Regions from separate parts of the Mus musculus genome. Here regions 1, 2, 3, 4, 5 and 6 are each linked to region 7. The links are chromatin loops, found by intact Hi-C in ENCODE. Cell type or tissue: left cerebral cortex. All regions are shown on one strand. Region 1 overlaps Snorc (secondary ossification center associated regulator of chondrocyte maturation). Region 2 overlaps Neu2 (neuraminidase 2). Region 3 has its middle 12 kb from the start of Inpp5d. Region 4 overlaps Cab39 (calcium binding protein 39). Region 5 overlaps Gigyf2 (GRB10 interacting GYF protein 2). Region 6 overlaps Ngef (neuronal guanine nucleotide exchange factor). Region 7 overlaps Inpp5d (inositol polyphosphate-5-phosphatase D).

Evidence for each region. Peaks named below come from ENCODE experiments on the same cell type or tissue, not always from the same donor. Only the 100,000 strongest peaks of a DNase experiment are listed, where the experiment ranks them.
Region 1: it touches region 7 in a loop (2.0-fold over the local background); 7 of 42 quality-filtered maps call a loop at or near these places.
Region 2: a loop joins it to region 7, with 2.3 times the contacts of the local background. A loop is called at or near these places in 3 of 42 quality-filtered maps.
Region 3: a loop joins it to region 7, with 2.4 times the contacts of the local background. A loop is called at or near these places in 3 of 42 quality-filtered maps.
Region 4: a loop joins it to region 7, with 11 times the contacts of the local background. A loop is called at or near these places in 5 of 42 quality-filtered maps.
Region 5: it touches region 7 in a loop (2.4-fold over the local background); 9 of 42 quality-filtered maps call a loop at or near these places.
Region 6: it touches region 7 in a loop (3-fold over the local background); 3 of 42 quality-filtered maps call a loop at or near these places.

The regions. Positions count from the first base shown.
Region 1 is chr1:87,472,185-87,476,184 of GRCm38, forward strand. Snorc (secondary ossification center associated regulator of chondrocyte maturation) reads left to right here. Exons shown (of 3, transcript NM_028473.2): 2 at 2,839-3,021; 3 at 3,145-3,298. The coding sequence ends at 3,254. Among named protein-coding and RNA genes, the nearest start is that of Snorc, 4.0 kb to the left of the region's middle. In left cerebral cortex, no CTCF peak of the experiment used is centred here; DNase peaks (open chromatin) are centred at 549, 924, 1,741, 2,290 and 3 more places; H3K4me3 peaks cover 615 bases; H3K27ac peaks cover 1,819 bases.
Region 2 is chr1:87,592,029-87,596,028 of GRCm38, forward strand. It overlaps Neu2 (neuraminidase 2), which reads left to right. Exons shown (of 4, transcript NM_001160163.1): 3 at 2,850-3,061. Among named protein-coding and RNA genes, the nearest start is that of Neu2, 20 kb to the left of the region's middle. In left cerebral cortex, a CTCF peak has its summit at 2,350 (motif pointing right); DNase peaks (open chromatin) are centred at 1,680, 1,988 and 2,470; H3K27ac peaks cover 2,523 bases.
Region 3 is chr1:87,606,691-87,610,690 of GRCm38, forward strand. No RefSeq gene overlaps it. Among named protein-coding and RNA genes, the nearest start is that of Inpp5d, 12 kb to the right of the region's middle. In left cerebral cortex, a CTCF peak has its summit at 1,927 (motif pointing left); DNase peaks (open chromatin) are centred at 471, 1,245 and 1,924; H3K27ac peaks cover 2,006 bases.
Region 4 is chr1:85,851,039-85,855,038 of GRCm38, forward strand. Cab39 (calcium binding protein 39) reads left to right here. Exons shown (of 9, transcript NM_133781.5): 9 at 1-539. Among named protein-coding and RNA genes, the nearest start is that of Itm2c, 41 kb to the right of the region's middle. In left cerebral cortex, CTCF peaks have their summits at 2,478 (motif pointing right) and 3,579 (motif pointing left); DNase peaks (open chromatin) are centred at 2,468 and 3,579.
Region 5 is chr1:87,445,434-87,449,433 of GRCm38, forward strand. Gigyf2 (GRB10 interacting GYF protein 2) reads left to right here. Exons shown (of 29, transcript NM_146112.4): 28 at 879-1,026; 29 at 3,645-4,000. The coding sequence ends at 3,712. Among named protein-coding and RNA genes, the nearest start is that of Snorc, 23 kb to the right of the region's middle. In left cerebral cortex, a CTCF peak has its summit at 2,240 (motif pointing right); DNase peaks (open chromatin) are centred at 2,253 and 3,683.
Region 6 is chr1:87,506,096-87,510,095 of GRCm38, forward strand. Ngef (neuronal guanine nucleotide exchange factor) reads right to left here. Exons shown (of 13, transcript NM_019867.2): 1 at 3,998-4,000; 2 at 3,150-3,292. Among named protein-coding and RNA genes, the nearest start is that of Ngef, 2.3 kb to the right of the region's middle. In left cerebral cortex, a CTCF peak has its summit at 1,872; DNase peaks (open chromatin) are centred at 1,959, 2,368, 2,796 and 3,368; H3K4me3 peaks cover 3,170 bases; H3K27ac peaks cover 3,556 bases.
Region 7 is chr1:87,719,544-87,723,543 of GRCm38, forward strand. It overlaps Inpp5d (inositol polyphosphate-5-phosphatase D), which reads left to right. Exons shown (of 27, transcript NM_010566.3): 27 at 1-967. It overlaps Gm33470 (a long non-coding RNA gene), which reads right to left. Exons shown (of 4, transcript XR_878350.2): 2 at 2,733-3,186. Among named protein-coding and RNA genes, the nearest start is that of Gm33470, 3.3 kb to the right of the region's middle. In left cerebral cortex, a CTCF peak has its summit at 2,080; DNase peaks (open chromatin) are centred at 2,020 and 2,679; H3K27ac peaks cover 1,447 bases.

The DNA of each region.
Region 1 (4,000 bases), 250 kb before region 7:
CTGGCCTGGGGGCCTGTGGTCAGACCAACCGTTGAACAAACTTATTTACCAAAAGGCAGAGGAGCTTGGGGTGGTGGGGTTAAGGGGACAGCCTGGGGTATCCAAGCTTGTGACACTGACACCGTGTCACCTCTGCCAGAACAGAAACTCCTGTGACCTTGCTCACTGTCATGGTGTTTGAGTGTCCTTGTGGCCAAGGTGGACAGAACAGAAATCTCCTGCCGTGCCTGCCCTCTCCATCAACGCTTGCCTCTGCCCTCTACACTCTGCTCCCGGGGCCCCTGTACACACCTCCCAGGCCTCCTCCTCCCCACCCTCACCCCTCTCCTCCTGGCACACTGGCCTATAGTTCCTGGCTTCACCAGATGACTGGAAGGGAGCTGGCTTGCTGCTCTTTCTTAATGTTCTAAGTCTGGAGAACATGGCTTGCATAGGAAAAACAAGATAACGCCTTGGCTACGGCCCACAGGTGCACCCCTTCCTTGGTGGGTTGGGGCAAACTCAGTCCCTGGCCAGGAAGTAGGCACCACTTCGGCTGGCTGGCCCTGGCACTCAGAAGCCTTGGGCGGCCTCCCTGGTCAGACGCCTGGTACTGGAGGTGAGCTTTGGCCAGTAGAGGTGGGATAGGGAGGGGCCAGCCTGTTTGTCTATTTTGGGTGTGTCGTGAAGAGTCTCGGGACAGACAGGCAGTCTATGAAGCCCAGACCTCAAGGCCTGTTGAATGGCAGGCATACTTGCTTTTTTTTTTCCAGCCCTAGGAGCCTGACACTAGATTGCTTGAGACCTGAGGTCGTTCATTGTGGTTCTCAGACTATGAACACTGCCTCCTCTAAGCAGGTCACTGTGGCCTCACAGAGCACTCTCCACGCTTAGAGGGAGGCTGGCTGGGGCCACTCTATGAGAGGGAGGCTTCTGCAGTAGGAGGCAAAGGTCTTCGTGGGCCTTTTGCCAGTCTTTTCTGAAAAGGGGGTCTAGTTTTGGGACGCCCCGGGGCACATGATGGTAGTCCCTACCTACAAGCTGAGTCTCAAGTCCGGCCCAGGCTTGTGAGATGCTTTAGGCTAATGCCTAAAGGACCTGCCAAAATCCTAAGGGACCTGCCAAAATCCTAAGGGACCTGCCAAAATCCTAAGGGATCTACCAAAATCCTAAGGGATCTGCCAAAATTTTATGGTGCAAAGATTTCAATTTTACCAAAAAAAAAAAAAAAAAAGTTGTAAAATTATCTTCTGAACTCTGGCACAGATTTTACCTGGTCACCAGTCACCACTATTTGCCACATAGCTACCCAGGCCCAAATGCAGAAGCAAAATTGCCGACATCATTTGACCTCTGTTGTTGAGAACAAGGGCAGTCTCTTTCCCAACCAGAATGTGGCTTCAAACTGGGACAGTAACCCCAGCACTGTATTTACCTGCCTTACCCAGATTCTCTGATAGAACACAGGACCCCTCCCTGTCCTGGTCCAGAACAAACCCTCACACTTCTTTCTCCTTTCCAGACCTTGGCGTTTTTTGTTTGTTTGTTTGTTTTTGTTTTTGTTTTTTGAAGGGCTTAGTTATTTTGAGGTTGACCAGAGTCGGGCTTTGGCTGTGTCCTGTTTACCCTGGGAGATGGGGGGAAACCATGAACAGGAACACTCCAGTCTCATGGGTCTATCCTGGGCTATCCTTATTCTGAGCCTGTCCACAGAGGGACAGAGGCACCCAAAGATGGAGCCCTTAGCTCAAAGGAGTTCCAGGGACCTGCAAGTTGTGGAAGAGCTGGTAAGAGAGGTACAGCTTTACTGGAGGACACTGGGAAGACAGAGCCATCACTAGCCTGTCCAGGGCTTTGGACCACCATGGCTGTCTCCACTTAACCTGAACCTTGACTTTCTTTACTCTGATTAGGAATAAAATGATCCCTGTGCCGCAGGCAGCTAATTAATTAGATGATCGAATGATATCCATTGGGTCTCTGTATGGAACCTGCTTGGGGCTGAATGCCCCTGGCTTTCCTTCCCAGATGAAATCAAGCCTTGGTCAGGGGACCAGCTGAGATACCTGACAGACAGGCTAAGGGGACCTTAGAGCCTGATACCAGCCTGGTCTTGAACTTGTCATGGGGGAGACACTGGCCTAGTGGGTGGTGCTCTGGGCTTTACAGACTGGGCTTCTTATAGTGGTGTGTGTTTAGGGGGAGGGAAGGCTGAGGCAGTGGAAACATCAGGCCATGTGACTGGTATCCATCCTGTGTTTCCTATCTTTTTGCTTCACTCTGGGATCCCTGAGTACCCCAAACCATGCCGACTCCCAGCCCCAGAGGTAGAGGACTGTTGATGAAATGCAGCTCAGGGTGCTGAGACCGATGGAGTGTGGGAAGCCTGCCTTTGCTGGCCACCTCCCCTTCATCTGTCCCCCATTTCCTGCAAGCAGCAATATGCTGTCTTGGATTGAAGGGGCAGACGGGTAGGGGGGCTGCTAGAGGCCCAGGGTTGGCTTCTCCCAGCCTTCGTCTGAGAAGTGGTACCCTCAAAGGTCCTTGACTAGGCTTTTGCCCCAGGTGATAGCTGAGCTGTATCTGCCCTGGGGGACAGAGCAACCCCCACTTTTTGCAACTGTCCCTGGCTCTCTGCCCCCTATCAATCTGTCTTCTAATGGCTTCAATGCTCAACAGGTGTTTTGTGGGTCACATGTGAATGGTTTCCCAAACTTAGGAGAGAATTTCTGAGCCAGGTGCCTTACCTTGTGAAATGTGGGAGCTGGTGTAGGGCATCCCTTAGTTGATCTGGTGGAGAGAGTTGGCATCCCTGCCCACAGACTACCTGAGCTCCACTGTCTATTTTTGACTTTGCAGCAGAGGGTCCCCAGGAGCCCGATCCCACCCTGTGGAACGAGCCTATTGAATTGCCCTCTGGTGAAGGTCCCCTGGAGAGCACAAGCCACAACCAGGAATTTGCTGTCTCTGGCCCTCCGTTCCCCACCTCTGCTCCAGCACCAGAGGACAGCACCCCTCCTGCCAGGGTGGACCAGGATGGAGGTAGGACCTGGGCGGAGCAAGGAGAGGGGAGGGAGGAGGATGAGAGGTAAAGAAGGCATTGAAGGGCAGGCCTGGGCTGGATTTGGGAAGGGGAGGGGTAACATGGTCCTCTGTCCTCCATAGGATCGCTTGGACCAGGCGCCATTGCAGCCATCGTGATCGCTGCCCTGCTGGCTACCTGCGTGGTGCTGGCACTCGTGGTCGTCGCGCTAAGGAAGTTTTCCGCTTCTTGAAGCCAATAAAGGAGCCGCACAGGCCGGCCCGCGGCGACTCTGCATCTTGTGCTCTCCTTTGTCCCCTCCGTATCCCCGCGTGTGCGAGCCCGTGTGCAGGTGCAGCCGCGTGCGAACCTGGATGGGGGCGTATTGCTGGGCCACGCCGCGTGCCTGGGGGGTCGTGGGTGGCAGGCAGAGAACATGTGCATGCTTGGTCACGTGCATGTGTTGCGCCCCGAGTGAGTGAATGCAGGGCGCCTGAGCGCAAGTGTCTGCTAAGTACCACTCACTGTGTCCCCTGCTGTGCCCCCACCGCAGTGTGCCTGAGTGCCCCCCCCCCCCGCCCCCGCCACTACTCCTGGCCCCAAGCGCTTCCGCCTAGTGTGAGCAGGAGAAGGGTAGGGAGCGGGAGGGCTTGGCTCAGGTTCATTCACCCTATTCCTAGAGATCAACTCACACAGGACCCGTCTCTGGAGGACTGACATTGGATGGGGTAGTAAAAGCGTTTGACCTTCACTCAGGCAGGAGGGGCCATATTCTAATTCAGAAGCCCAATCCTTGTGTCTTCATTCTCCTCCCAGGGGTCAGACTTTTCCTGACTCCAACCATTCATATTCCTGGGGCCCCCGGGTTATTGAATATGCTCTTCCTAGGTGCTGTTCTTCCTTTTCCAGCTGACCCAGATGTTGGGGAACATCCGGGGACAGAATGGGGTGTGTGTGAGGGTGGTTGGGATGGCTGGGCAAGCCAGGGTAAGAGCTGTG
Region 2 (4,000 bases), 130 kb before region 7:
TGAAGCCTTGTGTTAGATTTCCAGAGCTGTCCAGCATTACATAAACCAGATGTGGTTGGACTTGCCTGTAATCCTACGACTTGGGCAGTGGAGGTATGAGTTTAAAGTCATCCTTGGCTACATATTGAATTCCAACCTAGCCTGGGCTACATAGAAGAGACCTTCCCTCAAAGTAATAAATAAGTAACTAAATAAATAATGACGCTCTGATGGATGCTGCAGCATGAATGAATCTTAGAAACAACATGCTAAGAGAAAGAAGTCAGCTGTGTACTGCATGACTGTACTTGTATAAAACATATAGAACAGGCAGAGCTAGCGATAGAGAGTACACTGGTGGTTTCCTGGGGCCACTGTTGGGATAAAACAGAGTAACTGTTCACATTTACAGAATATGTTGGGGGGGACTTAGGCAGTGATGTCTGCACAGCTTTAGAACTGTCCTTTGAAATCATAGAATGGCTCTGTGAGGAGCGGAATTGCATATTGTGAGATATTATACATTCCTTTTGAAAATGGACTGTGGTCCATCCCTGTAGGATGGACTATGTACAAGGGGTAGTCACTAGTTCTGGCCAGGGGCTTCATCCCTCTCCCAGACTGCATCTTCTCTCTCTAAACTACGAGCTCTTGTCACATCGACATGTTAAGTCTATTGGTCTTGGGGTTTGTACTCAACCTGTACTGTTGCTCTAAACTCACCTTTCCCCCTCTGGACCCCAAGAACCTAACTCATAGTCCTTTTCTGGTTCCTCCTCATGACAACTTTGACCCCTTTCCCCTGTCTCAAGCTTCTTTGTGGATGTCCTTAGCTAACCTCCCACGTTGTATACTTAAAGCCAACTCATTGGAATGGAGAACAGCTTGGCTTTGGGGACGTCCTAAAATCAACATTTAAATCTGATTAGATGGCTACTGAAGAATTTTCATTAAGGACCAGCTGTTCGGCACTTGATCAAGTTTCTAAGACACCGAAATGGCGTCTTTCTCCTTATTTTTCTGCTTCTAATTGTATCCAATTCTTTCTTATTAAAAGTTATGGCAGTCATGGCCATGGAGCAAGCGAGATTACAGTTTGCAGGCATAGACTTTTGTACTGGCTAATTTTGTGTCAACTTGACACAAGCTGGAGTTATCACAGAGAAAGGAGCTTCAGTTGGGGAAATGCCTCCATGAGATCCAGCTGTGGGGCATTTTCTCAATTAGTGATCAAGGGCCCCTTGTGGGTGGGACCATCTCTGGGCTGGTAGTCTTGGTTCTATAAGAGAGTAGACTGAACAAGCCAGGGAAGGCAAGCCAGTAAGGAGCATCCCTCCATGGCTTCTGCATCAGCTATCAGCTCCTGCTTCCTGACCTGCTTGAGTTCCAGTCCTGACTTCCTTGATGATGACCAGCAATGTGGAAGTTTAAGCCGAATAAACCCTTTCCTCCTCAACTTGCTTCTTGGTCATGATGTTTGTGCAGGAATAGAAACCCTGACTAAGACAACTTTGTTTTGTTTAATCTTTCATTTTCTGCCTTTTGAGACTGTCTCAATGTAGCCCAGGCTGGCTTCGAATTCCAAACTCTCTTCCTGCCTCAGCTTTTCTCGTGCTGAACTGCAACCATGAGCCACCAACACTTCAAGTCTCCATTTTAAAGCAAAGACTTATCTCCACCCACTGAGCTGGCATCTGCCCTTCTACATTTTATTCTGCTGCATTGTCCCAGTAACGTTCATCAGACTTGAACAATAGCATGGTAGACTACACCTGTCAAAAACAGTTAAAAACACGGTTTAAATGATAATATATTACATGGTAGGAAAATGTAGTTTTCTACCATGTCTCCTGCTTTCTGATTCCTCTCTTTTCATTTCTCCTCCCGAGAGATTAAGGCATGGGGAAGACTTGGAAGTTGTGGCTCCCTTGGCAGGGTTTAATGGAGGTTTCTAAAGTCATTACTCTTAGCAGGAGGGAAGGCAGCCAGTGCACAGAGAGAAGAGTGATGGGGCAGGAAATAGAAGGTGCTGAGATTCAGTCTCAGAGTTGCCTCAACATACCCTGAGGGTCTCACTTCAAGCCAGAACATGGGGTCCATCTGTCCTTATGTTCTGGGTAGATAGATCATCAAATATAGCCTTTGTTGAGGATAACCTTGGCAAGGGCTCGGCCAAGGGTGGTTATTCTGGCTTAAGAAGTTAGCTCTGTCAACCCTTCTTTTTGTCAACCACAGTCGCCAAGTTATCCCCTGCCTTCCCTGTTCTTTTCTGAAAATACTTACATTGTTGTTCATTTTCTCACACCTCTAGGGCTCCCCACCCCCACTCCACAACCCCATTAGTAGGCAGATCCTATCTCTCCAATTGCACAGCTACCCCCTACCTGCCTCAGGGTGGCACCCACACAGCGAGGGCAGCTGGTTTATCAGCCTCAGGCAGCTGAGGGAGTGGAGCTTGGGGAATGGAGGTATTTTCTTTCTCTTTGGAACAGCTTTCTAGGGCTCTGGAGTTATAAAAAGGCTCTCCCATGAGTCATCCCCTGGCAGTCGGATAGCTGCAGAGAGCCACTCAGCAAGCTCTTCTACTCTACCCAGGGCTAGCAGATGAAGGTTGTCACAAATCTGTTGTGAGGGGAACGGTTATAGCAGGAGTCGAATACAAAACACACTTTTCGATTCTTGGATAGAGCACTGCCAGTACACTATAGCAGAACTGGCGAATGGGGTCTTGGGATATGGGAAAGGACACAGAACTTTTTCTAGGACAGGCCACCCAGACAGGACTCCATTTGCCAGTCAGATGAGTGCCACCTGAATTGGATGATTCTGGCCCTTGGCACAGGTATGATGTGTGTTCTCTTCCTGCCCAGATCTCAGGCCCATGGCGACCTGCCCTGTCCTGCAGAAGGAGACACTGTTCCGCACAGGCGTCCATGCTTACAGAATCCCTGCTCTGCTCTACCTGAAGAAGCAGAAGACCCTGCTGGCCTTTGCGGAAAAGCGAGCCAGCAAGACGGATGAGCACGCAGAGTTGATTGTCCTGAGAAGAGGAAGCTACAACGAAGCCACCAACCGTGTCAAGGTAAGGTAGGACCCAGCTGCAGTGGCTCTGCCTGGGATGGCTCGATGACACACACCCTTGTGGTCCTGTGTGCGGTAGAACCAGGCGTAAATCTCACAGAACTCAGGGGCAAGGCCATCCCTTCATAACTAAGATGTAGGTAGGACCTAGGGAACCTGGAAGAGACCTAGAAACCCATCCAGGGACAGGGTGACCAACAGGCTCCTGTACCCAACCCAGATCTCACTTGGGCTCACCAGGAGCAAGTCTTGTTGGCTGATCATGTGCTTCATCACGTGACTGGCTGAGTTTTCTGGCATCATTGAAAGCCCAAGGGAGGGCCAGTTCACTGTCATTTAACAGGACATTAATTACCTTTGAGGGTAACTAATCTGGGGTCTTAGGATCAGCTGACTGTCTATGTCCTCATAACATTACTCTTATGACAACTACATGATTGTTATTCAAAGTAGGGCATCAAAATTCCTTTTGCCTGGCGCATAATTATTTTACACCATCATGGTGCTTGAAGCAGGTGGACCTGAGTTCAAGGAAGGCCTGGGTCCATTCCTTATCCAAGGCAACTAGGCTAACCTATTTAGGCTTCTCATTTTCAAAATATGAAATGGAGCTAAGGATACTTCTTCGGCCTTGGAAGATCAGGCAACACAGTGGGCACCATCTGTCTTTTGGCATAGCGTCGGTGTTGCACTGGGGCAGCTAATGAGGAACAGGGATAGCCAGTGTGGTTGTCAAATATATGACATAGCAGTGGCACAGGGAACCTCAGTGTGCATCTTCAGGATCCTCGAGTCCATTAGTACAGTGTCGTAAGTAGGTGACACAGGGCAACCTTCATTTTCTTTGCCTTTTAAGAATGCTAGACCAGCCAGGAAGAATAGATGATGTTAGGAATGGTTCCTACCATAGTTGCACACGCGCGCACGCACACACACAAAC
Region 3 (4,000 bases), 110 kb before region 7:
CATAATTTTGCTTGCCTGTGTTCTACAATTATAGCTACCATCAATAGAACTGGCTAAAGATTCAAGACTCAGGCATAGAGTAAAGGGGACTCCTGTCTGGTCCCTGTAAGGGAAGGAAATACCAAAGAGGGACAGTAGTGGTTTCCTAAGTCATTGAAGTCACAGGATATAATAGTCTGAGCTATGGGGAGCTTTGGGAGTTTGCAGACAGGAGAGGATTCTGGGAGAATGAAACCTTTGAGTAAAGGAATCGCAGAGTCTAGCAGTAAAGTTCTGATTATCTAATTCAAGGCTTACAGCACACAGTCCCATTCTGAGATCCTCAGATATGAGCTAGGAGCTCTGGTGTGCTGCTAATTTGCAGGTTGGTTAATCTCTCTGGTTCTCACTTTCTCAGGCGTGAAGTTGGAGGTTATGTCTGCCTTGAGGAGTATCTGTGTGGCCCGGACGAGGTAACTCATACATAAATGTTAGTGCAGTGCTTGCACCTAGAGGCAATCTATCGCTACAGTCCAGGTATTGTTAAGGGGTGAATTGTGGTGACTCCCAAAGTGACTGTCTCTGGAGATGGTGCTTTTAAGTAGCAACTAAAGTCGAACGAAGTCAGAAAGGTGGTAGGTTCAAAGGAAAGTATGGAAGGTAGCCGCCTGCCAGTCAGGAAGACAGCCCTCAGCAGAAGCAGCAATGTCAGAACCTTGATTGTGGATGCCCACCCTTTAAATGACAAGAAATAAATACCTGTTGTTGCGTTGTTGGAGTCACCGTCCATGATATTCTGTTGTGGGGCGTGATCTAAGACAAGTGCCCACAACGTGACAGTGTGGTGGTTAAGTGGGAAGAGGAGCCTGTAGCGGGGCAAGCGCTCTAGAGGCGTGGCTTATTGTAGAGGCTCAGGAGGTGGGGCAAAGAAGATGGACAGCATTCAGCAGGTGTCAGAAAAGGCTTATGGCCCAGGGTGAGGCAGCAGCCGGTCCCACAAAAGTGGAAAGCCATTTCAGAAACATTTTTTTTTAAACCAGGGTGTAACCCCGGAAACTCAAAGTCGGCTGAGGGTAGGGCGGGTGGCATAGGAGGAAGACGGGGCTGGGGAGAAGATTCTGGAACCCACAGTGAGGGTTTTTGGCAGATCAGTGAAGATAGCTGCTGGCTGAGGAAGCATAGAGGAAGAGGTAAAAAGTCTGAAGCAGGGAGCAGCTGACACGTAATCACCACAGAAAGCGGGTAGCTGTTGGCAGAAAAGGCGTTTAGGAAGCGCGGCCGCGGGCCCTGCCAAGGGAGGCTGTCGTGATTCACGCTTGGGAAGTGCTGGAGACCAGAACACAGGTTGGAGGAGGTCCAGGCATGGCACAGTGCAGTAAGTAGCCTGGCAACTGTGGTGGGCTGACCCTCTGGTCTGGGGCTTGACTCAGGGAATGGAGTCCCAGGGTGGAAAAAAAAAGATGAATTAGGAATCTGCCACCAGACTGAGCGTCTTCAGAGCGTTCTTCTGGGATGGTTATTTCAAATTGGTTTGTTGTTGTTGTTTTATTGGTTGGTTGGTTGGTTTTGTGTGTGGTTTTTTGGTTCTTGAGGTTTTTGTTTTTTTGTTTTTTTTGTCTTTTGTCTCTTTCATTTACTACTGTATCATTACTATTATGCCCTGTCCCTAAGAGTCCTGGCGACACTGGCTCAAGTTCTTACTCAATTCTTCCTACCCACTTGATCCCACCCATATCTTGTCACTGCCTGGTTTTCTGTCACAGCCAGGTTTCCCGTTTTCAACTATGCCATGAAGCACGGATCAAGACATCATGAGTTCTTTGTCCTCTTGGGAAATGGAGTCTGTTCCTGTTGCTGGCTTTATTTGAAAAGGGACGAGCTGGTCTTGATTGACACCTGAATGTTGTTCAGGCTTGGGGAGGCCAGAGGTCAAGGCGCCCCCTGGCGGTGGAAACTGCAAGGCTCAGGCCCTAACCTAGGGTTGTAGAAGCTGCGGGTAAGCTGTGTACTTGTAAGATGCTATCCTCCTTCAAAGCAAGGTTGTTAACCAGAGGTGATTCTTAGTGATGCTGGCTACACCCTGTGCCAGCATTCTGTGGCACCATTGGGTGCCAGGAGTCTACCCAATCCTGTGCTGGCCAAGGCACTGCCCTCCGGGCACTGATCATCTGAGTCACACAGGATTTCTATCTTATCCTAAACAACCCCCCAGGCCAGCCATGCTTCACTGCCTCTCACCCTTCAGCAGAGATGTCTTCCCCACTTTCCTGAGATACAGTGTGATTCAGATGGGCCAAATGTTACAAGGCTGGCCTTCAGACTCTGGCCCTGGTCCTGTGTATGATTCCATGTCTGATCTGAACTGCTGCAATAGAGTTTTCAGAGATACGGAGGAGAGATAGGATGAACTGAGGCTACCATCGTTCCATCCTCAAGGCAAGCCTGTTCCCAGGAAGCCAGCCAAGTGCTCTAAGACCAGTTGCAACGAACTTTGCAAGCTTGAAGGAAACCTGTGTCTGCTGAAGCCTGATGCTAGGACTTGCAAAGACCACCTTAAGGATGTGGTCCAAAGCCTGGTGTAGGACTTGTAAAGACCACCCTGAGGATCTCGTCCAGAAGCAGAAATGCAAATGGAACTGAGAAGCGAGATGATAGTCCAACGGAGCAGTGCCCTAACTGAGGCAACTTAGAGGAGATGTGGCAGCTAGAAGGAGCAGAGAGAAGACTGGATGGAGAGAGAAATGAGCAAGGGGAGTGGATAGACAGGAAAGAGCGCAGGGGCCAGATGGGAAGAGAGCCTTCCCAGCTCACAACCACAGCTACCGTCCTCCTCATGAGTATCCTTGATCTTTGACTTGGAAGAAGTCGATGCAGTCCTATGATGCAAATGAAGTTCCATGGACCTAGAAGGTGTGGCCTGCTGCTGTGGCAGCTGTGTAATGTCTGCTGGTGCCCTGAGGGTTACATGGACAGAAAAATGCAAGATTGAATCAGGAACAGGAGAAAATGATGTCATCAAGACGCTGGCTCACCGTAGTACAGTCAAACCTTTTTAAAAGTAGGGGGAGCAGCACAAAATACTGGTTAAAAGCACAACGCGTTAAAAATGAACATGGCTGTTTATTATCATTACAAAATATTCTTGTCCCATACCACAATACCAGCACTTAGGAGGCTGGCTGAGGCAGAAGGATCTCATGTTTGAGTCCAGCCTGAGCTATATAGAAAGACTAAAGCCAAATAAATAAATATGTTGTTCTGTAACTGACTGTATTAGCCTGCTTTTATACAGCCTACTGTGCAGTGGGTTTTTGTCACCAGCCTCGCTCCAGACAAATGAATGGAACACCAGCTTATACTATCAGAACATCCATGACACCACCAGAAATAAGAACTTTTTAAGCACTATTATCATGTTAGGAGACACCCCCCCCCCCCCGACAGGGTGTCATTGGTGACAGTGCCACATACATACAGTCACATACCACATCAGGGTATTTCAGTCGTTGACAAACTGTGGGTAGTTCTGCATCAGCTACTTGTGGAGGAAACAGCATTTAGTGACTAGAGCAAATGTTGAATATGGGTGAAGCATCCCTGCTCTGGGACAGATTAGTGACTAGAGTAAATGTTGAATATGGGTGAAGCATCCCTGCTCTGGGACAGATGTGTGAAAGGACTTTCCATAGCTAAGAGACCACGTCAATGCAAGGTCTTCAGGTTTTTACAGACGAGACAGATGACTTGCTTAGGGGTGGTATGGCACGATACAAGTTGATTCCTCTAAGTTCTGGCTAGATGAGTGCCTCAGAGCCTTGCAGTATATTAATAAGTACACACTGCTAGAGTACAGTATATTAATAAGCACACACTGCCAGTGTCCTAAGGGAGTGTAAGGAGTCCCAAGTAACTTGGCAAGCCACAGAAGTACTGGCAAGCACCACACCTTTCAGGACAAGATGCTGGCGAAACCCTGACTCCATTCTAGTCTTGCAACCTCTATGATCACATCAAGAACCTT
Region 4 (4,000 bases), 1.9 Mb before region 7:
TGCCACCGCGTTGTGAGTCAGGATTTGGTGACAGAGTGGCCATTTCACCAAGTGGAAGGAGTGTCTCTTTGCCAAGCTAGCTCTTAGAACTTGAGACAACAGAACAGTTTCCACTTGGGCTAACACAGAGAGCGGTGCTAGAGTCTTGCTGTGGAAGATGGGATGCAGTGTGTCAGGGAACTGTCACTCACACATTGGAAGCTGAGGGCTGAGAAGGCTTTCTGGATTGTTTTTAAACAGAACAATGTGAAAACATTCAAGATTGAAAAGTTGCATTTAAAGTGTGATCACTTTCTAGGTTCCTATTACCAGAACGATTATCCTGGGTGTGGTTTCTTTGGTGTTATAAAGGGTTAATTTTACTTAAGGCAGTTACTTAATGTGATTTTTTTTTTTTTAACCCTTAAAAAAAGTGGGAGATGTATACAATTGTTAATGACATGAAAGTGTTTCCTTTCTCCTGAGGAAAAGTGAATTTCTTATCAGAATATCTGGCTGGCCCTGTAATTTAAATTAAAATAAAATTTTGGAGAAACTGTCTTGTGATGTCCTTTAGACAGTCATATGTCACTGTGGAGAATTCCATCAAGAGACAAAAGCACGTGATTTGTCAGTGGGTAGGAAATAGTTAACACTTTTTTCCGTACTCAAGGTTTAGTGCGCCTGCAGTTTTACCCTTATCTTGCCCCTGTGTGAGGTGATTATTGTGTCACATAGCCCATTCTTGTCTCCAAGTTCAATATCAGTGGTACCATTTTATGGTACCTCTGCCCACCCCCATGGGAGTGTAGATGTATCTTTTGTTCCTTTATCAACAGTGGAGACTAACTGCTTGACAGGGAGACTTACAGGTCACCGGAGCATGTCCATGGTGAAGGTGAGACCTAGAAAGCCTAGTCCTCTGGCACCAAGGCCCATGTGGCCCCTATTCTGTCTCCAGAGGTGGCTCCTCGTCTATGTACAACCCTGCCAACACTTAACCTTGTCAGTCAATAAGCTCTCCATTTTGGGCCACAGAGCACAGGGCCTGCTCTTGCCAGCGATACTTCAGTAGAGTAAAAGCATCTTACTGTTCATCTGCCAGGCCAGAGTTACCTTCCCCGAAGCTCACATTCCATTCCCTACCCCCATGGTCTCCATGGGATCCTTGCAGTCTTCCAGCTGCATGCTGACCAGGCATCCTGGGCTGCTTATGTCCATCCTAACCTGCAAGGACTCATGGGCTCATGATCATTGAATCCCCAAGGGCTGCAGTGTTCCACAGTCACCCCAGGTCGTAGGGGATCCCACTACCCTTGCATTGCCCTGCCTCAACCTGGTTGCTCTGCCAACCATCGCTGAGCTGCTTCCTCATAATTCAACAACTAGACCTCAGGAGTGATCTGAAAATTTCCTACCATGTGTGATCATCAGTTTTCTTCTACTAAAGCTTACTTCTAGTTATCCCATGTACCTCCCTCCACGAAGCACTTAGGAGGCCAAGACTGTCTTGCTAAGGCCTGGAAGCTCCGGGCCTCCAGGAATCTGTCTCCCTGCACTCAACACTACCCTGAGGGCCAGTGACTGCACAAAGATGGAACTGTTGTGGCACCATCCCCTACAAGGACCTCAGAAACCCATGTCTGATTCCCTGTATTTGTGTCCCTGGAGAGCGCTCTCGCTCTCTCTTTCTCTCTCTCTCCCCCTCCCTCCCTCCCTCCCTTTCTCTCTCTCTCCCTTACACACACACACCAGGTTCCTGGATAAGAGATTACATCCTCTGCAGTTACCTGCAACTCAAGTACCTTGTAGGTGTCTATGGACATAATCTGCATTTGCACACAGGTGACAGGTTTTGTAATTTTAGCTGATCAAAATTAAAACTTCCCAGGCAATAACTTAACCACCTGCAACTCTGTGGTCCCTGGAATGTGTCTCAGTGACACTCTGTTGGGTGGAAATGGGGATAGATACATTTTGCAGTAGGTGGAGTTAGGTGGAGTTTCCTTTCTGTTGAGATGCAGATGTGAACAGTGGCCTCAGTGACTAGCAGGCCATTGGAAACTCCCAGGAGCCACTGGGGTCCTGGCCCTCTTGGAGTTTCTACCAGTGGGTAGAGCTGGATGCCAATCTGTAACTTGGACTCAGGACCATCAGTGTGCCTTGTACACTGCCTATATATGATGGCCACGGGGCCCTTCTCAGGACCCAGCAACTTCTCTGATGATGAATGACAACTGGCTCGTAGGAAAAGAAAAACTGCTTCTCAATCTGTCTGAAGTGTGTTCATCTGCCTTCTGGACTCTGAAGCAGGTCTGAGCCCCAACATCCACCATAATACCCAGCTTTGATCCTCACTGACCCAAGTGTTTCCCAAGACCTGGTCCCAAACATGATATTGCCTCATTGGAAGCTGTGTCCCAAGACTGTCCCAAACAGCCTGCCTAGCACCCCATCCCTGTAGCAACCCAGCCTCTAGGTGGCTGCACTGAGCTGCTTTTATGCTTTAAGCCCACTGGAGGGCAGTGTAGTTCCTTGGTTTAGTGCTGCAGATTTATCTGGGCATTGAAAAGACCTAGGAGTCCAGTTTTTGGGGGGGTTTTGTTTGTTTGATTTATTTATTTATTTATTTATTTTGGTTCTGGTGGGTTTTTTTGGTTTTGTTTTTTTTTTTTTTTGTATTATTTATTTAGGTTCTGGTGTTGGGCAGCCTGGAGATTGTTGGAGGGACTTCACTTTCAAACAAGCTGGAGTAGTTAGGTAGGGATAGAAACAGATGTGGGGAGCAGAGGAAGCCCTGGGTGAATGTGGTGTTGACATGAGTATGCCAGTGGTGTTTCTGCCTTCTGCACCAAGCAGGCAGACATTGTTCTTTGTGGTTCTGAGAGGCAAGCTCTGAAAGCCCCCCTTCATTCTCCAAGCCTTGGCCTGTTGGAAGCAGCACAGAGGGATCCAACATCTAACATTCTTTGTGGGCTACAGAACCTGTGGACACGCTCTACTGCTGGCTGAGGACAAGGCAGCATCTGAGACTTAATGTGTTCTCTTACTGAATGTCCCATGGCACCCACACTGAGATGTTAGCCTGGGATGGGTCCCCACAGACCAGGACCTGCTTGTTATGGATACCCCGTATGCCCTGCCTGCACCTCTAGAAGACCAGAGCCAAATCTCTGGGGTCAGGGAGAACATTCCAGGCATTGAAAGTTAGGAGGCTTATAATACACAGCATCTGAATGACAGCCCCCAGAGTCTCTGGGATCCTCGGAGGGCAGGAGGCACTGTAAGTGTGAGTGGGCTATCTGGGTGGCATTTTGCTCCTCATGGACTGTACGGACACAAGGGTGTCTACAGAGCACGTCTAGCGCACACCCTGTATTCTCCATGGAAGATGTGGAATTTTGACCCTTGACTTGTGGTTGGGAAGAACCAGGTGTTAAGGATTATCTCACTGAAAGGATCTGTCCGTTTCAATCTGGCTGTGGTTTTGACAACAGTAGAAGCAAAATGTCAAGTTCACCTGGAAGCAAACATAAAGGGCCAGGACAGAGCAGGGTTTCCAGTTCTCCCCAGCATGCCCTGCTTCATTTCTGCTCCCCCTGCTGGCCTTGCTGCATCTCTGTTCAAGATGGGGAGAAGAGTAAAAGCCAATTCTTAGGCTTTCTAGGGGGCCTGAGGAAAGTGCCCAGCACACAGTAGGTCATCAACACATGATGACTTGGGAAGCCCAGTGGAAAGGGATCCTATGTTCAGAATACGGGATCTGAGCAGCTCTGGCCTCAGTCTCTTCCAAGCAAGTTTAAGTCTCTGGTCTTGTGCTAATGAGAAGAATACAAGCAACATATGTCTTTCCACCCCATAAGAGTGGAGGCAAGGAGAACCTAAGAAATCCCCAAGGTGGCAGAGGACTTTACCTGAATGCCTTGCCTGGTAAGGGAATGAATGCTTCATGCAAACATTGAGAGATTGAGGGAGATGAGGGATAATCAGCAGGGCTCTGGGAAGCAGAGTTGGTTTCAGT
Region 5 (4,000 bases), 270 kb before region 7:
TTGGCCTTTAGTGTATGGCCAACTGGTTCTTTGACTTGTGTACTAGAGAACAACCATTTTTTGCTGTGAGTCAGATGTGTGTATTACCATAGTGTTGATAACTATATGCTGTGAATTGCATTTCTTTTGTTTGTTCCCTTGTTTTTGTTTGTTTGGTTTTTGGGGTTTTTTTTGTTGTTGTTTGGTTGTTTTGTTTTTTCCACAACAGGGTTTCTCTGTGTAACCCTGGCTGTCCTGGAACTTGCTCTGTAGACCAGGCTGGCCTTGAACTCACAGAGATTTACCTGCGTCTGCCTCCTGAGTGCTGGGATTAAAGGTGTGAGCCACTACTGCCCGACTATATTGCATTTCTTAATTGATGACATAGATAACTGTATCCGATGGAAAACTTAGGGCTTCTCTGATAGAGCTGAAGTGAAAGCCTGAAGGTCTAGGAGAGACTTTGTAGAGATAGCAGGCATCAAGTAGAGTGTTGAGAGTGAGGGCTGGTAGCTCAGTGGCCCACACTTACTGCTGGGACTGGGGTAGGGTTTTTTGTTTTGTTTTTTTTTTAGATTTATTTTTAAAATAGTTTAAAATTGTTTTAAATTGTATGTTGTGGGTCAGTGAGTATATACACATGAGTACCCACATGATCAAACATGCGATACCCCTGAAGCTGCAGTTACAGGCAGTTATAAACTGCCTAACAGGGAAGCAGACTCCGGTCCTCTGCAAGAATAGTATGCACCCTTAACCACTGAGCCATCTCCTCAGCCAGAGGATTTTTGTTAACAGACTCAAACTTGACAAGGCAAAGGCAAGCCAGCCATTTTCTTAGAGCAGTCCATATCCACGTGCACTGCATAATTGTAGTTGTGTTGTGTCTTGTTTCATAGGACTCTGTCTGGGGGATGAACCATAGTACACTCCATTCGGTATTTCAGACCAATCAAAGCAACAACCAACAATCAAATTTTGAGGCTGTGCAAAGTGGCAAGAAGAAGAAAAAGCAGAAGATGGTTCGAGCAGATCCCAGTTTATTAGGTAAGACTAGGCCTGGACTCTCAGGTGGGGTGAGAGGAAGGTTTTGGGTGCTGACAGTAACCAGATACATCGCTGCAGTCTTCATGTAAAGATTCATTTTACTATCTGGTTTTAAGAATAGGCAATATTTCCTGGGTGTGTAAGTGTAGGAGATTTGCCCATGTGCTAGTATAGACAAACTAGCAGTATGATTCTGGTCCTTCAAACTTTAAAGCCTTACTTAGAATTTCATGCAAAAATAACGAAAGTGGACAACAACAGTAGAGCTAGTTGAGAAGTTCAGGTGCTTATTTCTGCTGGAAGCAGATGTTCAACTAAGCAGTGCTTGTTACGTCCACTTTCTGTAGGTCCTGGGCAACTGCACTGCCAGGACACCCACTTGTCTTGGCCAGTGAGCTGCAGGCCTTCTCCACTCTTCTGTGGTAGATGCCTCCATATCTAGTACTGAGAGCTGTTGTCCTCATATGCAGCAGCTTCCTAAAAAAAGCAGATGCCTAAATTAGGGCTTTAAATGACTCCAGGGATGGTAGGGAACAGTATTTCATAAGTAATGAATGTAAGTTGCTTTGTATCTTAAATTGGCCCAACAAACCCATAAATAAATAAATAAATAAATAAATAAATAAATAAATAAATAAATAAATAAATAAATAGTGATAAATGAAATCCTTCACTGCTTTTGAACATGAAGTTAATGGAAACTTGGCTGTCATAGTCGATTTTCTTCTTCTCTGGAGTGTTAATATTAAACATGGGTCAGAAACTATAAAATTCAGACAGAGCTGAGCAGATTTCTAACTACTTGCAGCTGAGAAGCCCTTGTGATGTAGCTTACAGGTGTGAGAGGCTGCTCCACGGATGTTTGTCCTTGCAGTGTGGTCTTGGTCTTCTGCCAGAGACCCCAGCAGGGATGTCAGCATCTCTCAGGACATGGGAGGTGGGTCAGTTCTCTCAGGCTTGGAAGGGCAGTCAGCGCAGGAGCAGAGCTTCCCACTGAAGCCAAGTCACTGCCTACTTACCCCTCTTTCTGGAAATGCCTCTGAAAGTTTTTAATTTTCTTTCAGTTTTTCTGCTTATTCATTTTCATATATTACTTTCCAATGGGTGTATTCCCTGCAAATTTATAGGTTGAGAATTTTTTTCCATGCACATACTGGAAAAATAGGTTCCAATTTGATCTAAAGTGACCACAGAGAGCAGACTGCAAAGGAACCAGCAGAGGGCGCCCCAGCCTCACTTCACTTCTAGGCGCCCTTCACTCTTCTCTGGTCATACTGATTGTAAGGGTTCCCAGGGGGCCCGTGTAAACCATTTGGGGGTGATAAAATATATAGCTTCCTCTCAGTCAGACTCCCCTTTGTAGAAACACAAAGACATTGTCATAATCCTAAAAGGAAGCATGAAGGTGAGTGTTGTAGACCTAGTAGAAAGTGGTCTGTGGAGCAGCAGAGTGAGGAAATCCCCTTTTGTGATGCCCTGCCTTTCATGGCACTCACAGGCTGTTGCTTTTTGAAGTTGGAAGGCTAAGTTTATGCCTGACTGAGCTCCTAAATCAGTTAAGTCAGAGCATGTCTGCTAAAAAGCCTCACCTTGTAATCAGCACATTAAAACATCAAATAATCTTTATTTCTCAATAGCTTTCTCTTTTCCTATCTTGATTAATATTAGTTGATTTTTAAATTACATTTCTTCTGTGCTATGCAACTTGTTGTTTCTATCTCACTTAATTTGTTTTTGAACTGAAATCAAACCTGCTTCAGAATAATAAAGGCAATAGCTCATTTCATAGACTGCTGGGCTTTAGGTTTTTAGACTTACCAAGTAAAACCATCACCTGACAGATACAAACACTAAGCCTTCAGTATTTCCAAGGGAAAAACGGGTTCTCAGGTGGGTTGTGGGTGGAGTTTCTGGTTGGGCCTGTGTATGGAGTTTGGTGTACTCACTTCTCCGTGTGTGTGCCTTGTCACACAGCAGCTTTCTCCATAGCTTCTTAGTTAGTAAACAGGCTTCTTTATTTTTTTAAATCTTATTTTTGATCCTGTTAATTAAGCCATCTTATTATGCAAGACTTTATTTGTTATTAGAACATTTCAAATGCGTATTTATTTGAAAATTTAAACATTGAGGTACAAAATGAAGGTGTGAAAAACCCACCCAGTACCAGCAACCGCAGCAGAGTGGAGGGCGTTGACTGTTTGCTTTTGGCGTCCAAATAACAGCTGAAACAGTTGAGGATTCATCCAGGGCTGAGGAACTGGGGAGCTTTCTTGGAGCTGCTCCCTCTCAAGAGGCCCATCACTAAAATTCTAATCAACTTGTGGTTATGGATTTTATTGTAAAAGTCCCTTCATGTGACCAGTAGCGTTAGGTATTCTAATGTCACAGTGCTTGTGATTACTGTCGGTTATGCCTCTCCTAAGCTGATTCCATTCCAGTCTGACTGACCAGAGATCCTTTTCTGCATAGGTATGCTTGCATCTTTCTTCTTGTCTTTCTTCTGTACCCAGTTTAGTGTAAATCTTAAGCATAAGAGACTTAAATTCCAGCCAGCTGCTTGAAATTGAACCACTTGGCAGTCAGAACAGTCGCTCATAAACTTATTTTGTCTCTTGTAGGGTTTTCAGTCAACGCCTCGTCAGAGCGACTGAACATGGGTGAGATTGAGACTCTGGATGACTACTGAGTTCCTGCCGCTGTGCCAGCCTTCCCACTCCCGCCTAGTGACCATGGTTTCTCCTCATTGGACACAACATACGTTCACCATTTTCTCTGTCACTCTGCAACAAATCACAGAACCAATCATCTCAGGCTTTTTTTTTTCCTAGCCCTTTGTGTCCAAGATTACTTTAGATCACTGTTGGTGAGCATCTCAGACTGTACCTAGTGGACCAGCCCTTGTCTCAGGGTGGCAGTTGGGGCTGCTCCCCAGCAGAGCTAATGTTGCCAGCACACATTCACTGTGCGTTGATTT
Region 6 (4,000 bases), 210 kb before region 7:
CGGCTCTCACTAGACACAGATCCACTGGGATTATTGGCTGGCAGCAGATCTCTGAGGGGAACCATCTAACTGTTTATACATTACCAGTGTTAAGATTGGGGTGTAGCATTTCCCCCTAAAGGCTCATGTGCTCTTTGGGTTGGTCTCCATGCCAAATGGTGGAGAGGGGCCTCAGAGAAGGTAATTAACAAACACAGGCCTCTCCTCTTGAACATTCCATCAGAGCTTTAGATCAAGAAGAGATTGTTCTAAAATCAACTGTCTGGCCCTAGACCTCTCTAGCTTCCCTCTCATGGTGTCGTCGCCTTTGATACCATTTCCTGTGTGTGGCATGGACCTCACTAGAGCTAACAGAAATGGATGGTCTGCTCTTACACCTAAAAATGTCCAGTAAATAACCTCTTTTCTATATAAAGTTCTTAGCCTCAGGTATTTTGTCACAATACATAATATACCAAGATATCCAATGCAAGGTATGGATTAATATACCAGCCAAGGAGACAGAAAGAGAGGATAAGGCCGACCCAGAACAGATCTAAGGGTTTCTTTGAAAGAAAGAAAGAAAGAAAGAAAGAAAGAAAGAAAGAAAGAAAGAAAGAAAGAAAGAAAGAGAGAAAGAAAGAAGGGGCTGGAGAGATGGCTCAGTGATTAAGAGCACTGACTGCTCTTCCAGAGGTCCTGAGTTCAATTCCCAGCAACCACATGGGTGGCTCACAACCATCTGTAATGAGATCTGATGCTCTCTTCTGGTGTGTCTGAAGACAGCAAAAGTGTACTCACATACAAAAAAAAAAAATCTTAAAAAAAAAAAGAAAAGAGAAAAAAAAAAAAAAGGAATCTGTAGTTAGTTGAATAATAGTGACCCCCAGAGGCCCATCTATTTGAATGCTTGGTTACCAATTGGTCAACTACTGGAAAGGATTAGGAGGTGTGGCCTTTATTGGAGAAAGTGTGTCACTGGGGGTGGGTTCTGACATTTCAAAAGCCCATGCCAGGCTCAGTATCTCTCCCTGCCTGCCTGTGGATCAGGATGTAGCTCTCTGCTACTTCTTTGGCTCATGCCTGCCTACCTGCTGCCATGCTCCCCGCCATGACGATAATGGACTCACTTCTGAACCAGTAATGAAGCCCCAATTAAATGTTTTCTTTTCTAAGGGTTGCCATGGTCATTGTGTCTCTTCCCAGCCATAGAACACTAAGACAGTAGCTATCTCCAGTAGACACATGAAGGCAAACTATCCTTCCTGCTATTACAGACCTTGGCTTGAAGATGTGGTGCCCGGAACTACAACAGATACCTTGTAACACAAAAGCCAAAGAAGGAAGGGAATGAAGAAAATGTAGCTGGGTGACTGTGTAGGGAAAAGAACCAACTCTTGAACTTTCTACCTCTTGAGGATTAACCAGGATGGATCACTCTCATTGCAGAAGACCGGTTGTTTCTGCATACTGTTACTTCCAGCCAAATACTCAACAGTGGCCATGTTAGACCATTCAAAGGACACCAGCTATACTCCAGCTCCTGCCATCCTGGGGTTACCATGATGAAAACTGTCTAACCATTTTTTCATAATCTTTCATTTTTATTTGTCTTAAATTCTAATTTTCATATAAATAGATTTATCTTGTGCCACTACTGTCCTCAAGGTTCAAGGTCTCATGGTTGTTTCCTATGTGTGCCAACAGTAAGCACACCTTCCCGTGGATGTTAACGTTCCCAGTCTAAGCTCCTGCTTATGGGATATGAAGGCAGAGTAGAGAGGCTTTGTTCTCTTACTGAAATGATCCTTACTGGGTCGGCCTTGTTCTGTTAGAAGGGGAGTTCCCAGCTCCTCCAGCTAAAGCGCCCTCTACCCAGCCGTTCTGCATCTATCTTCCTAAAGAGAAAGCAGTTTCCTTTAAATCTTCCAAGCCTACTTGTAAAGGGCAAGCTACTCAGTTATTATTTAACAAGCAATTTCTACATGCCAAGCACCATGTTAGGTGCCAGAGACAACGACGACACACTTACACCCCCAGCATCCTCAGCCTGACTGCTAGAGAACCACAGAGACAGAAACCAGAGTGGGTTCAGTTTACCCTCAGGCAGCGATGGATCTCCCAGCCTCCAGCTCTCTCCTCCCAGGGCCAGGGTAGGAAGCTCCCAGCTCAAAAGAGTAGCCTCCTTAAGAAGTCTCCCTACAGTTGGGCCTGCTCCACTTCAATTCTGGAGACATTGTGTCCCTTACAGGGTTTGGCAGTGGGAGATAATCATTACGCGTCATATTTTTAAAATCTAAAATTTGTATTTAAAAGAATAGATTGCTGATGGCTTTGAGAACATCCCAGAATATTTTCAAAGCAGCTAGCATCGTTCCTGGATTAACAAGAACCGGTCACAGGTGGCCCTGGGGATAACAGGAGGAACAGTTTGATGTCAGGAGCAGTTTAGAAGTACAAATGCCTCAAACCTCCAACAGCTCACAGAACTTCCTCTCAGCTCTGGAGGAGCAGGACCCGCTAAGTGCCGTTCCCTAGGACCATCCTGGCAGCCTTTTGGAAGAGTCTTCTGGGTGGGGGGCAGGGGGCAGGAGGGGGGACGCAGAATGTACTCGGGCCTCTTTTGCTTCTACTCATGTGTTCAGGGCCAGCCTTGCTCTACCCAGAGCTTCCCAGTACAGCTTTAATTCCTTGGCTACCTTCCAGGTCCTCCTAGGACCTCCCTGTTGAGGTCAAGGAAGACTTCATTCTCTCTCTCCAGCTACTCCATTCTGGAAACAACGTTTTCTACAGGAAAGGGCTGGACCAAGAGTGTTCTCCAAGAGACATCAAGATCAATACCCACTGCTAAAGCCCAGCATAGAGTCTCAAGCTCATAACCCTGGAACTCAAGTTCTCAGGCAGGAGGTGAGGTCCAGGCTAGCCTGGGCTACTGAGTAAATTCCAGGCCAGCCAGGGTTGCAGTGTGAGACTCAGTCTCACAAACACACCACAATCCCAGCTAAATTAGCTCAGTGGTGCAGCACTAATAAAACTCGGCAGTTCTGCCTAGGAAACCATTAGAACTAGTCATGTCAAAAGCCGCATGCCAGTCAGCCCAGCAGCCAGGGTCCCCTGGAAGCCACCAGGCTCTCATGGTCCAAACGAGTCGCTGCCTGCCCTGGACCCACCTATTTGTTCAATGAGGTTTCTCCAGGAGTCGGCGGGAATGGGATGGATCATCTGCAGGGCCTCCGTGAGAGTGGTGGGGCTGTCGGTGAGGGCTGGGCACTCCTCGGGTGTGGTTCCATTTCCAGGGGTGGAGGATGACTCGCTGCAAGAGAAGGAGGAGAGCGACGGCTGTTTATTTTTAAGCAACGACACACCTTGGCTAGATCGCAAGAGGCGACTGTCGGTCAGCACAAGCGGCTGCTGCCTGGAGGGTACTGCCCCTAAGAGCTTCCAAGCCAAGGGGGGCCACAGTGGCCGCCACGTGTCCGGACCGGGCGAGCCCGACAAACCCTTTTTGTCACCATACCAGGGCGCGACGGGGTGATTCACTCCTACACCAGTCCGCCCAAACCTTCATGTTTTTCGAGCTCGCGGACAGGCGTCGGAAAGTTGGCGTACCCTAGCCGCTGCACAGCGCGGAAGGCCGCCCCAACGGGTCCTGCCAGCCCGCTGCCACCCCACTCCCTTAGCCGTCCCGTGCCCCCTGGCCCCACTCGAGGCTCTGTCCTCCAGTTCCAGAGACTGGGAGCGCAGAGAGGGGCGAAGGGCGGGACGCGCACACTCTGGGCGTCCAGGGACAAGGTGCAGGAGGCCATCCCACGCTGGGACTGGGTGCTAGTGACCTGGAACAGGACGCACGGCTCTCCCAGGGGGAAGGTCCGTCGGATTAGAGTTAGTGGGGGGCAGCAGGAGCCCGGGGGCCGAGGACCCGGATAGGCCGCAGGGGTCCGAGATCATCGCCTAGGGAGCGAGTGTGAGGGAGTACGTGGGGACATTGCGCGGGGGCCGGGATACAGCGGGTCCTCACCTG
Region 7 (4,000 bases):
TGACAAACGCACGCCATACAGACAGCAGACAGCGGCACTGGGTCTCAGAACTTGGATTCCTGGGCCTTCTTCCAGTCGCCGTTTTAAAGAAAGGAACTAACGGAGCTGCTCATCCGAGGGTGAAGATATAAATAATAATATTATTAATAATAATAACAGTCAGGTGCCATGTGCTGTGTTAAGTGCTTTATGAACATTTGTCGGGCTGGCCTCCAGTGCTGAGGTGCCAGTCAGCCTGAACCCTATGCCCAGGCCCACTAATCCCAAATGGTGGGTCCTGAGATGTTTTTAAAAAGCATTAAAGAAAACCATCGGTCTCTTAGAGCTAACCGGCCGGGCTCTACTGCAGGGACCCGAACAGTCTGCATGGCTAAGTGGCACAAGGAGCCTGGCCCTGTCCAGCTTCAGAGATCCAAGCTGCTTTTTGCTGGGGTTCTGTCACAGGCCTGATCCTCTTGGTTTTTATGGGGTTTCAAGTCTGCCAGAGTCAGAAATCAGCTCTAACTCGCCAGTGAAGAGATCTGGCCTTAACTTAAGCCAGCCACGTCAGGCCCCTGCTGAGCCTATGGACCAATAAATACTCCCCGTGCCACTGGAGGTGGGCAGCTATCACCATACCCTGAGTTGGGCCAAGCCCACCCCACCCCTACCCTGCAACATTTCTGATGTACTGAGGAAGAGTCTCCACCATAGTCCCCAAGGGCTGAGTTCTCCAGCCTGCTATCAGGGAAGGTGAGCATTGGTCCCAGGCTCTCAAAATAGTGCAGCCTCTTCTTCCCAAGCTCTGGGGTGCACCCTGTGTCCTTGGTTACCAGGAGACTAGGGTTGTGATATCTTTTCTTGTCTTGCTTTTTGATATATCAGGATTAATGTAGGAAACCAGACCTAGATTATTCAGGAGAGTAGGTATATCCCCTGTGTTTCCCAGTCTGAGTGACCAATAAAATTGTGCCTTTCTAACTGGGCCTCCTGACTGTGTGGTATCTTCCTGATACCCGGGGCTACAATTCTTCCCTGTGCTATAACTACTGCAGAGACACTTTGGGGCAGGGAGATGAAGCTGAGAGTTCCTTATGGCCAGAAAAATGGTATCCTCACCATGAAGTCAGTCTGAAGATGGACACGGACAAGCGTGATATCACCCCTTTCACGCATATGTCTGTGTGGGACTCCAAATGTCCTATAGCCTCCCAACTTTCACAAGTGTCCTCTGATATTGCCTGACCAACAGTTCTGATTATTCTAGAGACAATAGACTCATACAAACCATCCCCGGGACGTGGGTTCAAAGGTTAGGGAATAGCCTCCAGCCAGAGAACCAACATAGTTACAGCTTGGCATCACCTGCAAAGTGCCATGGCCCACGTCACCATTCCTTCCACCTTAAGATATTCAGCATCTCTTGCTCAAAGACCTCAGGCCTAGGCTCTAAGCAGACTTCCAGGGAGCAGCATCTTTGAGAGTTACTGAGCAAACCATTCACTACCTGCTATGATAGTCCTTGTGGACTGGCAGACTCCAGGCTGAGAATATTCCAGAACAGCTCCTCTCCTCTACTTAGGTGAATGTCTCTCCTGCAGATTCACTACTTGGTCCCCATAAAGAACTTCACCCCCAACTCCAGGCCCCGCATTCTGACACAGTAAACCAAGGTAGAGACACAACAGGAGATTCCTTGATATTCTAGAGGAAAGGCAAGGGAAGTGTAAACGTTCCACTCTGCTGTTCCTCAGCCCACTTGTCCTGGTAACCCACCCTGGGTCATACTCCCTGCGACCCCAGAGCTGAGGACCAAGACCCTATTGCCTTTGTGGCATGTGATCCCCGTTTTCACAGTGGGCTGGCTTGCTGTGTGAGGTGCCAGCAGCTGCCCATCCATGGAACGGCAAATAGCTCCTCCAGGAAGATATCCAGGTCTGTTTCTGCAAGTTAAAGCAAGGCGGGGCATATGCATGCTTCCTGTCCCTTCACTCTGAGCTCTCCTCGCCTCAGCAGAATCTAGCTCCGTTTTCGGCTGTCTTAAGTAAGAGCCTAGCTTTGCGCGTGGATGGTCAGCTGGGGCCCCCTGATGCCCAAAACTGGAAACACCACAACTGAAGTTTCATCATTGTCCCCCTAGGCTCTCAGTCATGCACACTCATGTGGCCATTTCTCTTGACTCTGGACACCATCTCCCGGGACCCATCCCAGTTAGCTGTCTCTTTTTCCAGCCATTCCATCCTATTCCTACCCTCTAACATGCAGTTCTCCCTTCTACGGCAGAAATGGAGAGCCAGATACTGCCCCCCCACCCCCGACCCAGCACTTCAGTTTTCTTCACTGAGCTCCATAACCAAGAAGGCAGGGCAGTTAACAAGCTTTGCTCAAGCTGCCCCACCCCTAAGATAATGCTTCACCCTAAAATTATACATTGACAGTCACTTTTTCTTTCCAGATGTAAATTTGCCCTTCTCTTCGTGGCTATACAAAGCCAGCCAAAGCCCAGATTTCCTGTTACCATAATATGGCGTCTGGAATGACTATATCTGCATCTAATCTCTATTCCACTGGTCCAGACGGTGGCTGCTGCCCTGCCAGGCCACCTGTGGAACTAGACGGGCAGCCACTGTACTCTTCCTCTGTCCAGCATTTCTGATACTTTACTGTGGCTTTCAAACCACCAATAGGAGGGAGCCAAGTGAGTCACTGAGCAAAGCTCTCTCCTGCAGAAACCTTCCCTAACCCCAGCCTACCAGGTCTGTCTTTACTTGTCCTTAAAATAGCTCCTCTCTTGCTGCAAACTAATTTCCATGGAGACCCAGCTATGGAAAAACCTAGAAGCTTTCTATGAGGCAGTTAGCTCACTCTTAGCCTTCACTCCAACAGAGAGACCTTTTATGATGCAAATATCTGGTCTCACCCCCACATTTACCTACCCCCCCCTCCCAGGTCCCATTCTGGGAAAACTGCTTGGCTTCACACAGGAACTCACACAGGCACATGAAGTCCAGGTACTAACAATATATGTCTGCTGATTCTCTGGTTGGTGGTGGCTCCAGAGCTGATCGTTTCTGTCAGCTCACAGATGACCCACCCATTGGTACAGCTTTCTGGTGACCTCAGATTTGATATGCATAGTTGACGTTCTCCATCATCCATTCAAACATGGTTGTGCTGGGCCTGAGGAGACCACGTGGCAGGATATGGCTGTGGATGAGGGTCAGACAGAAAGGATTTAAATACCTTATTTTGTGTTTCCTGACAATAGAGTCTTAAGCAAGCCCAGCAACCTGAGTTGGGTTCCCAGAACAAATGTCAAAAGCTGGGTGCAGCTCATGCATCTGTAATTCCAGCACTAAGAGGTAGAGAGGAGAGACAGGAGAACTGCCTAGAAACTCATGGGTCAGGAAGCCTGGAGTATGTGTGCATCTATCATAGCAGCAGAAACAAGAGAGACCGTGCCTTAACTAAACTGAAGGTGAGAGCCAGCTCCCAAAAGTTATCCTCTAACCTCCACATACACTGTATGGAATATGTATGCCTGTATTCACATATACATACAACACACAGTCATACACACACACACACATACACACACAGGAGTCAAGTATGCACACACACAGGCAATACACAAGAAGAAGGAGATACCCAGGAGGAGGGGGGGAGGAGGAGGAGGAGGAGGAGGAGGAGGAGGAGGAGGAGGAGGAGGAGGAGGAGGAGGAGGAAATAATTGCAGTTACCAGGGCAGCCAATTTGAGCCATGAAAAGCTCTACCTGTCTCATTAGTTTGGGTTCAGACAGGAAAGCAGATTCAAGGGCAAGGACGCTTTCAGTAGAAGGCAAAGAGCTGAGGCAAGGAAGGGAAAGATCCTGCGTGAAAAGGTGGCTGCAGGGAATAGCTGGGCTTGGCTGGTGGACAGAAGCACGGGCAAATGCCTATTGTGGTAGTTTGAATGTGCTTGGTCCATGGGCAGTGGCACCATTAGGAGGTGTGGTCTTATTAGAGAAGGTGTGGCCGTGT